Linked DNA regions of Mus musculus: region 1 is linked to region 2. Evidence: chromatin contacts called from ENCODE Hi-C or POLR2A ChIA-PET data. All regions are on one chromosome and are shown on one strand. Each heading gives the region's core, a stretch centred on a gene start or an enhancer-like site at or near the end of the contact. The rest is flanking DNA. Distances are from core to core; before and after follow the strand shown.

The links. A loop is a pair of places that touch in the nucleus more often than their neighbours do. ChIA-PET counts read pairs that join two places held with the same protein, here RNA polymerase II (POLR2A).
Region 1: a loop to region 2 is called in a map of regulatory T cell, with 8 times the contacts of the local background. The contact joins the promoter of Cenpf here to the promoter of A430105J06Rik in region 2. A Hi-C loop is called at or near these places in 2 of 37 maps with a recorded cell type or tissue (T-helper 2 cell and regulatory T cell). POLR2A ChIA-PET finds 5 or more read pairs at or near these places in 1 of 5 experiments (Patski).

The regions. Positions count from the first base shown.
Region 1 is chr1:189,684,784-189,689,595 of GRCm38, reverse strand. Cenpf (centromere protein F) reads left to right here and starts at 1,510. Exons shown (of 18, transcript NM_001081363.2): 1 at 1,510-1,620; 2 at 4,458-4,651. The coding sequence starts at 4,490.
Region 2 is chr1:186,745,446-186,750,861 of GRCm38, reverse strand. It overlaps A430105J06Rik (a long non-coding RNA gene), which reads right to left and starts at 2,039. Exons shown (of 2, transcript XR_003948551.1): 1 at 1,038-2,039. It overlaps Rrp15 (ribosomal RNA processing 15 homolog (S. cerevisiae)), which reads left to right and starts at 1,504. Exons shown (of 5, transcript NM_026041.2): 1 at 1,504-1,698. The coding sequence starts at 1,554.

The sequences.
Region 1 (4,812 bases), core at 261-2,760, 2.9 Mb before region 2:
AAGCCTTTTTTCTAATACTCTTGTTGCTATCAGTTGGAGTCAAATTACCAGAAACCAGAGGTCTTAGAATAGCAAAGAATTAAAGAGAAAAACTCCTGAAAGCAAGCAGCTTTTGGACATACAATAGCAAAGAATTAAAGTCAGAGAAATTGCTAAAAGTAAGTAGTCTTTGGCTACAGAATAGCAAAGAGAACTGCCAAAGATAAAGCAGCTTTGGTCTCCATCTGACTCTGTAACTCTTAGCTGCCTTCCTGGGGAAACTGGGTGCTGGGATAAGCCCTGGGCACTAAGTGACCCTAAAAAGAAATGGGATGTGAGCAGAGAGACAATGAGAGGGATCACTGGAGAGGAAAGAGGAACTGAGAGCATTTTTATGTTTTAATTTTATGTGCATGCATGTTTTGCCAGCACGTATGTCGTTACATACCTGTTGCCTGTGGGCCCAGAAAAGGGAATCAGATTCCCTGAGCTGGATTTATAGATAGTTGTGACCTACTATGTGGATGTTAGGAACTGTACCCAGGTCTTCTGCAAGAGCAGCAACTGCTGAGCCACCTCTACAATTCCAAGGATATTTACTTCTTTTTTTAAAATTATTTTATTTTAAATTTATTTTCCACACTCCATATTCCATACCCCCGCCCCTATCCACCCTCCGTTTGCATCACATCCCATACCTCCTATGGATATTTACTTTTAAAGAAAAATATTTAGGCATTTAGGTGCTATTAGGAAAGTGGAAGCAGTATACTCAGTTTAGAAGAGCCTTGTGAATATTTGAATCTGATGAAGTGTTCCCCTCGGATCTCATATTCAGTAAATCCTGTCGGCGTGAGCCACCACAACCCATGCGAATCGCATATCCAGATTTTGAAAATATGGAGATGACAGAGAGGTCAGCAGTTGAGTTTTGCATGCATGTCTAGATTCAAGTTCAGATTATTTGTTATACTGTGCCTCTGTTATCCGCCCCCCCACCCCCCGCCTCCCCTCCCCTCTTCTTTTCTTTTCGAGACAAGGACTCTTGTCTATAGCCAGGCTGTCCTCCAAACGCCCTCCGCAGGGCTGCTATGGCAGGTGCGCGCCAACTTTTAAAGTAATAATCAACTTCGCAGCTAACTTTTATAATAATAATCCCCTCAGAGCTAACACCTTACGCTTGTCCTACGGTTAGAGCGAGCGGCCTCCCCGCAGCACAGACCTCACCTTACCCTGCTCCTCAAGCCCGCCCAGCCGCTCAGGGTTTAACCCTCATTCAGACCCGCAGTCCGCTCCTCCCAGCGTGCGGAGCCCGTCTCTAGGCAACGCCAGTGCATCCGACGTCTGCGCAGGCTCCGCCGCCGGCTCTGCTTGTTTTTAAACAGTCGTCCAAAAGGGCCAATCAGAGGCGGCTCACCGAGAAGCCGGGTGAGGACTGGTCGAAAGCCTCTCGCCATGGCCAATGGGCGTGGAGGCTAGCTGGGCGGGACCGGAAGTGAGCGGGAGGGAAGAGGGGCGGCGGCGGCGGGCAGTTTGAATCGCTCGTGCTGGTCGGGGAGGAACGGTGCGCTGTGTGAGGAGCTCGGCGGTGAGGAACTCGGGGCTCGCAGAGCCCGGAGCCAGGTTCTGTGAGGAGCTCAGGTGAGCAGCGTCCCCCCTCGGGGCCCCCGTCCTCCGCCCGCGGCCCCCCATCGGAGGCCCGCATGGTTTCTAGAAGCTTCTTTCTCACTTGGCGGCTTAGGGTCGCCAGGGTGCCAGGCTGTGCTGTGTGCTCAGCAGCCAGAACTAGCTAGCACTGGCAGAGAGGCAGGGGATCCTGACGGAGGACAACAGCAGAAACCTGCCAGACCCTCTTTAGGGCCTGAGGCGGGCGGTGGGCCCATGAACGGAGCCCTCCGCATTTTAAAGACATACTTTCGGTGGAAGTTCTTTTACACCGTCACCACAGAGATTTTGCTTCATCTTTCAAAGTCTTCTTCTCAGACCCTGCCTCTTTAATCTTAATTTTTTACATTTACGGATTTTACAACTTTTGCTCTAGTGACCCGATTTAGGTGGCTGACAGGTTGTTCCGTACCCAGTCAACACCTAATGGCAATTAGGCGATCGGTGTGATGTATTTATATATAAGTGTAGGAGAGGTAGAAAATGTATATAAGTGTGTAATGAACATAGTAAAAAAAAATGCCTTTTAAACACCCAAGACTAATAACCAAAACTCTGACATCACTCACTCCAAATAACAATCCTAAAACCCCATGATCCCCAGTGAACAGTATATAATTGGAGACTAAGACAATGCTCTGCGCTGCACATATGAGAAGACACCACCATAATCTGCCCTCAGGAGCCTCAAATCAAAAACTTCTGTTGGCTTGTAAGGCCTTAATGGGAAAGGTTGTGTGTAGTCTTGCTTCAATTTGATGTCCCAGGATCAGGTGGTATCCAAGGGGGTCTCCTCCCCTCTCTGAGAAGGGAAGGTGTTTGTGAGGATGGGACTGGGATCACAGGCAGAAGGGGAGGCTACCATTAGGATGTAGAATGAATAAATAATAATAATAAAAAGGAAAAAAAAAACTGAACCTGACAAGCTAAAATATGTCACCCAGGTGAGCAGCCCTGGGAAGATAGGGTTAAGACTGTAATTAGAAATTTAAAGTGTAAATACTGTATACTAATCCTCAGCATAATAAAATATAACTTTAGTTATCTTAACTACATTTGTAAATATCTTCTTGCTCTCAACAAAGTGTGTGACTACAAACATGAATATAGCTGTTTGTAGGTTTTGAATTAGAAAATAAACCTGCTGGATTCCCTTGCTTATATTGCCTCTCTAGATGTTTTGTTGCTTTTATTTTGTTTTGTTTTTTGACTTGTTGGCTGTGTAGCCCTGTCTGGCCTGGAACTCACTCTGTAGACCAGGCTGGCTTCAAACTCAGAGATCCACTGGCCTCTGTCTCCCAAGTGCTGGGGTGAAAGGTGGATATGGCTGTGGCACGTTGATGTATTGATTTCGGTGGCTGGCTGAATTGTTAAGACAATTTTTGCGTGTGGTTTTTGGTCTAATGTACTCTCCTCACTCTTGAATGAACAAGCTACAGGGTCAATTGCTCTTTGTTTTAGTTAAGAGGCCTTTGATTTCTTTCAGAAAATTTTGTGGGAAATTGAGTGTGGAGTTACACATGTCTTCTGTGAAATGAGATCTGGGAAAAAAAATAATGAAGCTGACACCAAAAACTGTCTTCAAGGCCCGGTATCTAATATGTCAAGATCCTTGTTTCTCTTTAACTTTTGAAAGTATTTTTTCAAAATATTTACAGTTAGATACTATCTCAGTATACAAACACGGATGTGGCTCGGAAAGCGGTGATCCACATTTCCTCAGCGTCATGAACTGAAGTATATTTTTGGGGCATTAACATCATAGATAACACATACAGAATGGGAGATGCCATTGTAATGCTCCAGGAAGTTGCCAACATCATTCTCACAATTGACAAAACAAGACAGAAAGAACAGTTGGGTCTGAGTGACAGTGGCAGGGCTCGAGTTGTCCTTTGAGTCCCTGTCTGTGTTCCTTTTTCATGGGGAGTGCCTTGATTACCTTTGCAACAGTCCTGGCAGTAGCCTAGCTCACTCGACTGAGGCATGCGTCAGTTTAACGAATGATAAGCTTGGGAAGAGTTAGAATCTCATGAGGAACTGACTGGAAGCTACGGCCTGTCTGGGAATCACAGAAAAGGCTTTGCTGAGGGTAAAAAGCAGTGGTTCTCAGACGGTAGGTTCTGGCCCCCAGGGGTCACATATCAGACATCCAGCATGTCAGATGTTTACTTTACGATTCCTAACAGTGGCAAATTACAGTTAGGAGGTAGCAATGAACTATTTTGTGGTTGGGGGTCCAGGAGCTGTGGTAAAGGTTCTCAGGATTAGGGAGGCTGAGGAGCACTGCTCAGAAAGTTCCCAGGTTCAATACCTAGCACCTGACTTTTCCTTTCTTTTCTTTTTTTTTTTTTTAAGACAGGGTTTCTCTGTGTAGCCCTGGCTGTCCTGGAACTCACTCTGTAGACCAGGCTGGCCTCGAACTCAGAAATTCACCTGCCTCTGCCTCCCGAGTGCTGGGTTTAAAGGCCTGCGCCACCACATCCAGGAAAGGTGCCATTATCCCACTTCTCAAAGTCGGTCTGAATCTTCCCAAAGAGCTCGTTCTGATCCTGAAGGGGCTTCACTCTATCTGTGTGATCCTGCAGGTGCTCCAGCAGCATCTCCAGGTATCTTCTGCCTGAGCGCTAATGATGGGAAGAAGGAAAAGAATGTAAGAGTCTGACGCTTTCCTGTCATACAGCTAGGATCTGTTGCAAAAGCAAGTAGCTCTCGAAGCTGTTAAATTGCAAAGATAAGAGTAAAATGAGGAACCACAGAGAGTTATAGAATTGTAAGTTTCTTTACCAACTTTATTAATTTTTTTTTTTCAGTTTACTTCTAAATGCTTTAAAAATAAAACAAGATGAGCTGGGCCCTGGAAGAATGGAAGGAAGGTCTCCCCTCCAGAGCTCTTCAGAAGATCCAAGAGCTTGAAGGACAGCTGGAGAAGCTGAAGAAGGAGAAACAACAGAGGCAGTTCCAGCTGGACTCTCTCGAAGCTGCGCTGCAGAAGCAGAAGCAGAAGGTATCAGTGTGGCAGGCGGCTGACTGCTGGCTCGCTCACCTACATCTCACTTTCCCTAGGAAGCAGAGCTTGCCATCTCCAGGTGATAGCTCCTCCCTCTTCAGACATTTTTAATTGCCCCCGGTCTTCTTCATCTACTTTATTGCTGCCTGCCTGTGGAT
Region 2 (5,416 bases), core at 790-3,289:
GTATGGACTTTGATGGATTAGGTCTTTGTTTTTGTTTTGACAGGTGGTACTGTCTACATTTCTTACAGCTTGAATGGTGCTTCCATCATGGAGTCAGTTAGGCTAAGGTCTGGGGCCCTGTTACAGTGCTAAATATGTGACCAAAGCGAAGTAGCCTCAGGGCCAGCCAGCACAGCGTTCTAATTAAAGCACTGTACTGCTATAGAGGTGAGAAGACCCAGGAAGTAGCAATACCTGGGAAACTCATTTATGTGGACTGGAATTGTTCTTTTCAGAGACTTACGCTGGCATCTGATCGTCTCTTAAACCATACTTACAAAGCTGTATTTCCTGTGCCATTAAAAAAAATGTTTTCTTGTTTTTAGGATGTATATATATATATATATATATATATATATATATATACATACATACATAGACACCAATTGAAATCAATCAACATGAGGATTCACATTTTCTGTTGCTTTTCTTTCTTTTCTTATATTTTTATTTTTTTCGAGACAGGATTTCTCTGTGTAGCCCTGGCTGTCCTGGAACTCACTCTGTAGACCAGGCTGGCCTTCAACTCAGAAATCTGCCTGCCTCTGCCTCCCCAGTGCTGGGATTAAAGGTGTGCACCACCACGCCCAGCTTTTCTTTTTCTTTTAAGACAAATCTGGAGTACTAAAAACCAATATATAAAGAATGAAAACCTACTGGTTCGCTATAGACGGCTGCTGGGACGTATTTCAGGAGACCAGATCCTTTAATAACACTGGTGGGCTTTGGGGTGGGGGCTGGAATATGGTGGGGAATCCAAGAGCAAGTCACAAAACCAAGGGGATTCCTTACATTTGTAGTCCTTCGAAGGAAGGGTGGAGTCTGAGTTTAGCAGATTAGTGAAGGAACTAGGTAGGATTTAAAGGTTTAATTTAGGAGGGTAATCCTATTGTCGCCCTCACCCCCAAACCCCACCTTGGGACTAACTGCAAGGCTGCTTTAGTTTAGGGCAGGTGCTAGGGAGGATTTAGGACATGGCTCATTCCACCGCCCCTTACCCGGGCAGCCTCTCAGATCTATCAAAATCCAGAAACGTCCATTCAAAAACACCGTGCTTGGTCCTTAGGGGAAAAACAACAACAACAACAACAACAACAACAACAGAACAATAGCCAACAACAACAACAACAACAACAACAACAGAACAAAAGCCAAACCAGCACAAGAACATGTTAAGAGTTGAGCTTGCTTTCTGATTCCGTAGCTGTTCCCTTGTTATCCATTCCTTCTCGGAGAGTCTCGATTCAGTGGGTTCGGAATGCGGTTTCTAACTCGGAACCCAGCTTCTGGGGGAGGGAAAGGAGAGCAGTCAGCAGCAGCCGCCCAGAAGGGGCCGGGGTGAGGCCAGGAACCGACTCTGCCGGAGAAAACCGGTAGGTCGTGTCCTCTCTCCGTCCCTACCCGAGGCTCCCACAGCGGAACTTCAGGCGGGACAACTGTTCCGGAACTAGAGGAGGAAGTTCCGTGTGTTGCAACACGACGGAATTATCAGGTGGCACTTCCGGCGAGCCAAGATGGCTGCGGCCGTTCAGGACTCACGTGTGAGCCCAGGGGAGATACTGAAGCGTTCTCCGAAGAAGAAGAAAAAGATGAAGATGGTAGCCAAGGCTGCAGCGTCGAAGCTAGAAGATGAGGTCAAAGACTCTTCTGATGGAGAAGGTAATGTGGCCTGGCGGAGCTTCGGCGGCTGAGCTTCCTTCCCATGGCTAGGGTTGCGTTTCCTTGCCGTTGAGTGTGTGGGGCGAGTGAGGTTGGGCGAGGAGCCCTGCTGTTCCGAGGCTCCTCGCTGTCACGGTTAATTTTGTGTTTCCACTCAGTCAGCTGTTACTGAGATGGGCGAAACTGCCGGTGCCAATCAGAAACTTAACAGTAAAGGAAGAGATAATGACAGGCAGTACACAAATTAAGAGCAGAGCAAAAGATGGGCAGGCGATAACCCCAGGCCTTTTGCAGGTCCTGTACCCGCTTAGAAGTGGAGTAAAAACACGGTTAGTTGTCGCAGATCAAAACATAGGCTAAGTGTTTGGGCACAGAAGAACCAAAGCTGGTATTGAGAACCTTGCAAAATGTTCGCATCTTTGGGAGGATTTGACTCTTTTTACTTACAGCCAGTCAGTTTGTTAGCAGATCATAGAAACGGCTGTAAGAGCAATGTTGCGAGCTTCTATTTGGAACCCCTAGCAAAGTGAAAGGAAGGGTCGCGATTGAAATAATGGGTGGGATAGGCTCAGGGAGCCAGCAGCAAGAGGCCACAAGAGAGAAGAAATACTGTTACTGTGCAGGGGGGATTGTGAGCCTTTGGGAGTTAGAAAAGAGAGAGTTAAAGAAATGGTAAAGGAGAGATACTGAAGTAACGTTTGATACAGTTTCAGAATGAAAGGTAGGTGAGTCTCCGGAGGTCTCCCCATTGTGTGGCTGGGGTTGGCTGCTACTTTTAAACATACTTCTTGGCAGGAGCTTCTTAGGAAGCTCAGGCATTTGGCTCCCACACTCCTTTACTGCTTCGGTGTGGCTAATGCTTTCAGTTAACCGCGAATGTGGCTTCAGTTACTACGGGAAGCCACTAGTTCATGAGTAACATTCAGAATTTTTAACTTGCTTTTAACTTGCATGATAGGTCTGGTCACTTGCTGCTCTGCTGTTTTCTGTTCATGTTGGCTGCTCATTCTGGAGGTCTCTGCCTTTTGCCTGCAGTATTCCTGAAACACCTGTATGTCACCTACATTTTCATTGACTTCAGTCTCTGGTCCAGTACTTGTCAAAGAGATTTTCCCTTATTTTTCTAATGCAGCCTTTTCTGTCACTCTCACTTGAGGCTTGATGCTTTGCTTTCTTTAGACGCTTTTATTATTATTATTACTTTATTTATTTTTAAGTTGTATGTATGTGCGCTGGGCGTGAGAGGAGATTGAATGGCTGCTGAGGAAGAAACTGTTCCTGTGGAAGAGCAATGCATGCACATGTTCTCCAGCCCCACTCTGCTCACTTTAAAAGCACCACGTTTTAAATCTTGTGAAGCGTTTGTGCTGTTTGAAAGTTCCCTAAGTGTGCAGACACTTGAACCTCAGTTCCTAGATCAACAACTGTCACTCAGGGGTCCATAAGTTAACGAATGAGTGCACTTGGACTTCAAGACCAAGAAGCAGCTGACTAAGCTTTTGAGGTCCTCAGCCCTCACCAGAGGGGTTAAAAAAACAACCTGTTGGGCAGGAATTAGAAGCTCTGGTCCTGGTGGTGTTTTTACTGCATTGGTTTATTTGCTGTGTACCCACATGTGGAGGTCTGAGGACTTATAGGAGTTTGGCAGCAGGTGCCATTACCTGCTCAGCCATTTTATCTCCTATGGTACAGTTTTGAATTGAATAATTGTAAGCATTACTGTCTAAGAAAAAAAAAACACTATTACATTTAAGTAAGACATCAACACTGCTTTCGGATTTGGGTGGAAATTGGATTTCTTTTCTCAATATTAGATAATTGCGAGGGAAAATGTTCTTTTCAGCACAAATACTGACTAGGTGTCTAAAGTTTTCTTCAGCTTTAGATCATATGTTAAGGAGGCTTTTGAATAATATAGAAACATATAATGAATATAATGAAAACATATAATATAGAAACATCCAATGAATGTTTGCACTCTATTATGTTACAGTAACCCTCTAGGCAGTGACTTAGAGTTACAGTTACAAGAGGATGTGAACACAAGAAATGGTCAGGATGGAGTGTGTCTGGGTGAGGGCATGTGCGGGAAGTATTTATATTGTTCAAAACTAATGATACCACCCACATATGTGACCTTGCAAATAGAGAATCCACAGTTATGAGGTCAAATGTATCCTCTTGTGAACCACTAACAGCCTGTCTGCAGCTTCTGTGATGATCACCACCTACTTTTCAGGATCAGGTCTTGTTGGTCCCTAAGTGACTAGGGCTCAGCTTGGAGCTGTTCTTTTGGCTGCAGAAACGGGCTCTTCTAGCTACATTTACTAAGCCAACTCTTTTGTTGCTGTTTTTTTTTAAAGCTTTTCTTCTTAATCTAGAACCACATTCAATGGAGTTGTTGTGTCTCTAATATTAGAGTCTTTAAAAGTTGTAAATTGCATTGTTTATTTATTGGGGGGGGGGGGACAGACGTGCTACATCAGCACCTGCACACGCGGAGGTCAAAGGACAGCCTGTAGGAGGAGTAGGGTCTCTGTTATTGCTGAGGAGGATTGAACTCAGGTCCTCACTAGGCTTGTGGCAAGGGCATTGACTTGTTGAGCCATTTAGCTGGCTCTATGTCTTTTTTAGTATTTGTATTTATGTGCACGTGGGTCTGTGCCAGAGGCGTTATATAATTACATCCCCTGGAGTCTGCCTTACACATGCTTATGAGTTTCCTGACGCAGTGCTGGGAACTGAACTCAGGTCCTCTGAAGAGCCCCAAATGTGCTTACTCACCCCCAACAAACAAACAAACAAAACAAACCGCAAAGTGAACTTTTCTGTGTGTGAGAGACCGCATAGATGCCAGGTAAGAGCTCCGCCATTGAGCTCCGTGCTCCGCATCCTGCTTTCCAGCATTCACACCGTCTGTGGCAGTGATAACAGTGAAGGGGCCTCCATGTTGTAAGTTTGGTAGGACAGGGCTTTGGTTAATGCACATTCTTGGGTGTTCCTCGGAATTTGATATCCTAGGAGATGATTGTTTTCCTCTGGTGAATTCAGAGTCTCTCTGGAAAGGTGACCATGGATTATAGAACTGTTGCTCAGTTTTCACTCGAGGAGTGGTGTGCCTCCTACCAGCTTGTTGTGCTGGCCCATCTCTCAGGAATCTGCACCAGAGACGTGGTTGATGGTCAACTGGGCATCACAGTGATGAAGGGAAGGCCTCACTGAGACTTCAAGCAACGTCCTTAAGTAGGATGACAGTCGCCTCACAGGAAGCACGCGTTTGGCTTACGCGCCTTGAGATGGATGCACTTTTCATGTTCTGGGTTTGATTTCTTTTGACCTCTTGTACAAGAATGAAAGTCATGGTTTTATGAAATATTGCACAAACTCCCAGATCTCTGAGACTGAGGAATTAGAGTTTGATAGCAGCAGTATCAGAATTTAGCATAGAGCTTGATGCATGTAATCCTAGTAGACTTTTATTCATCAGGTACGTTGGAAAGATCTCTATTCCTTCACTGATGGACTCCTAGGCTGATGCCAGGTCTGGCCTGAGTAGCACTGTGGTAAACTTGGGTGTGTAGGTGTCTCTGCCTTTGATTCTTTGGGGTACTGAATCATGGTTCAATTTCTAAATTTTGTTATTAAAATATCTGTTTTTATTTAGGATGTAATATATCTAGCAGTAGGAAACTAATAATTTGTGTAACTTTATCATGTA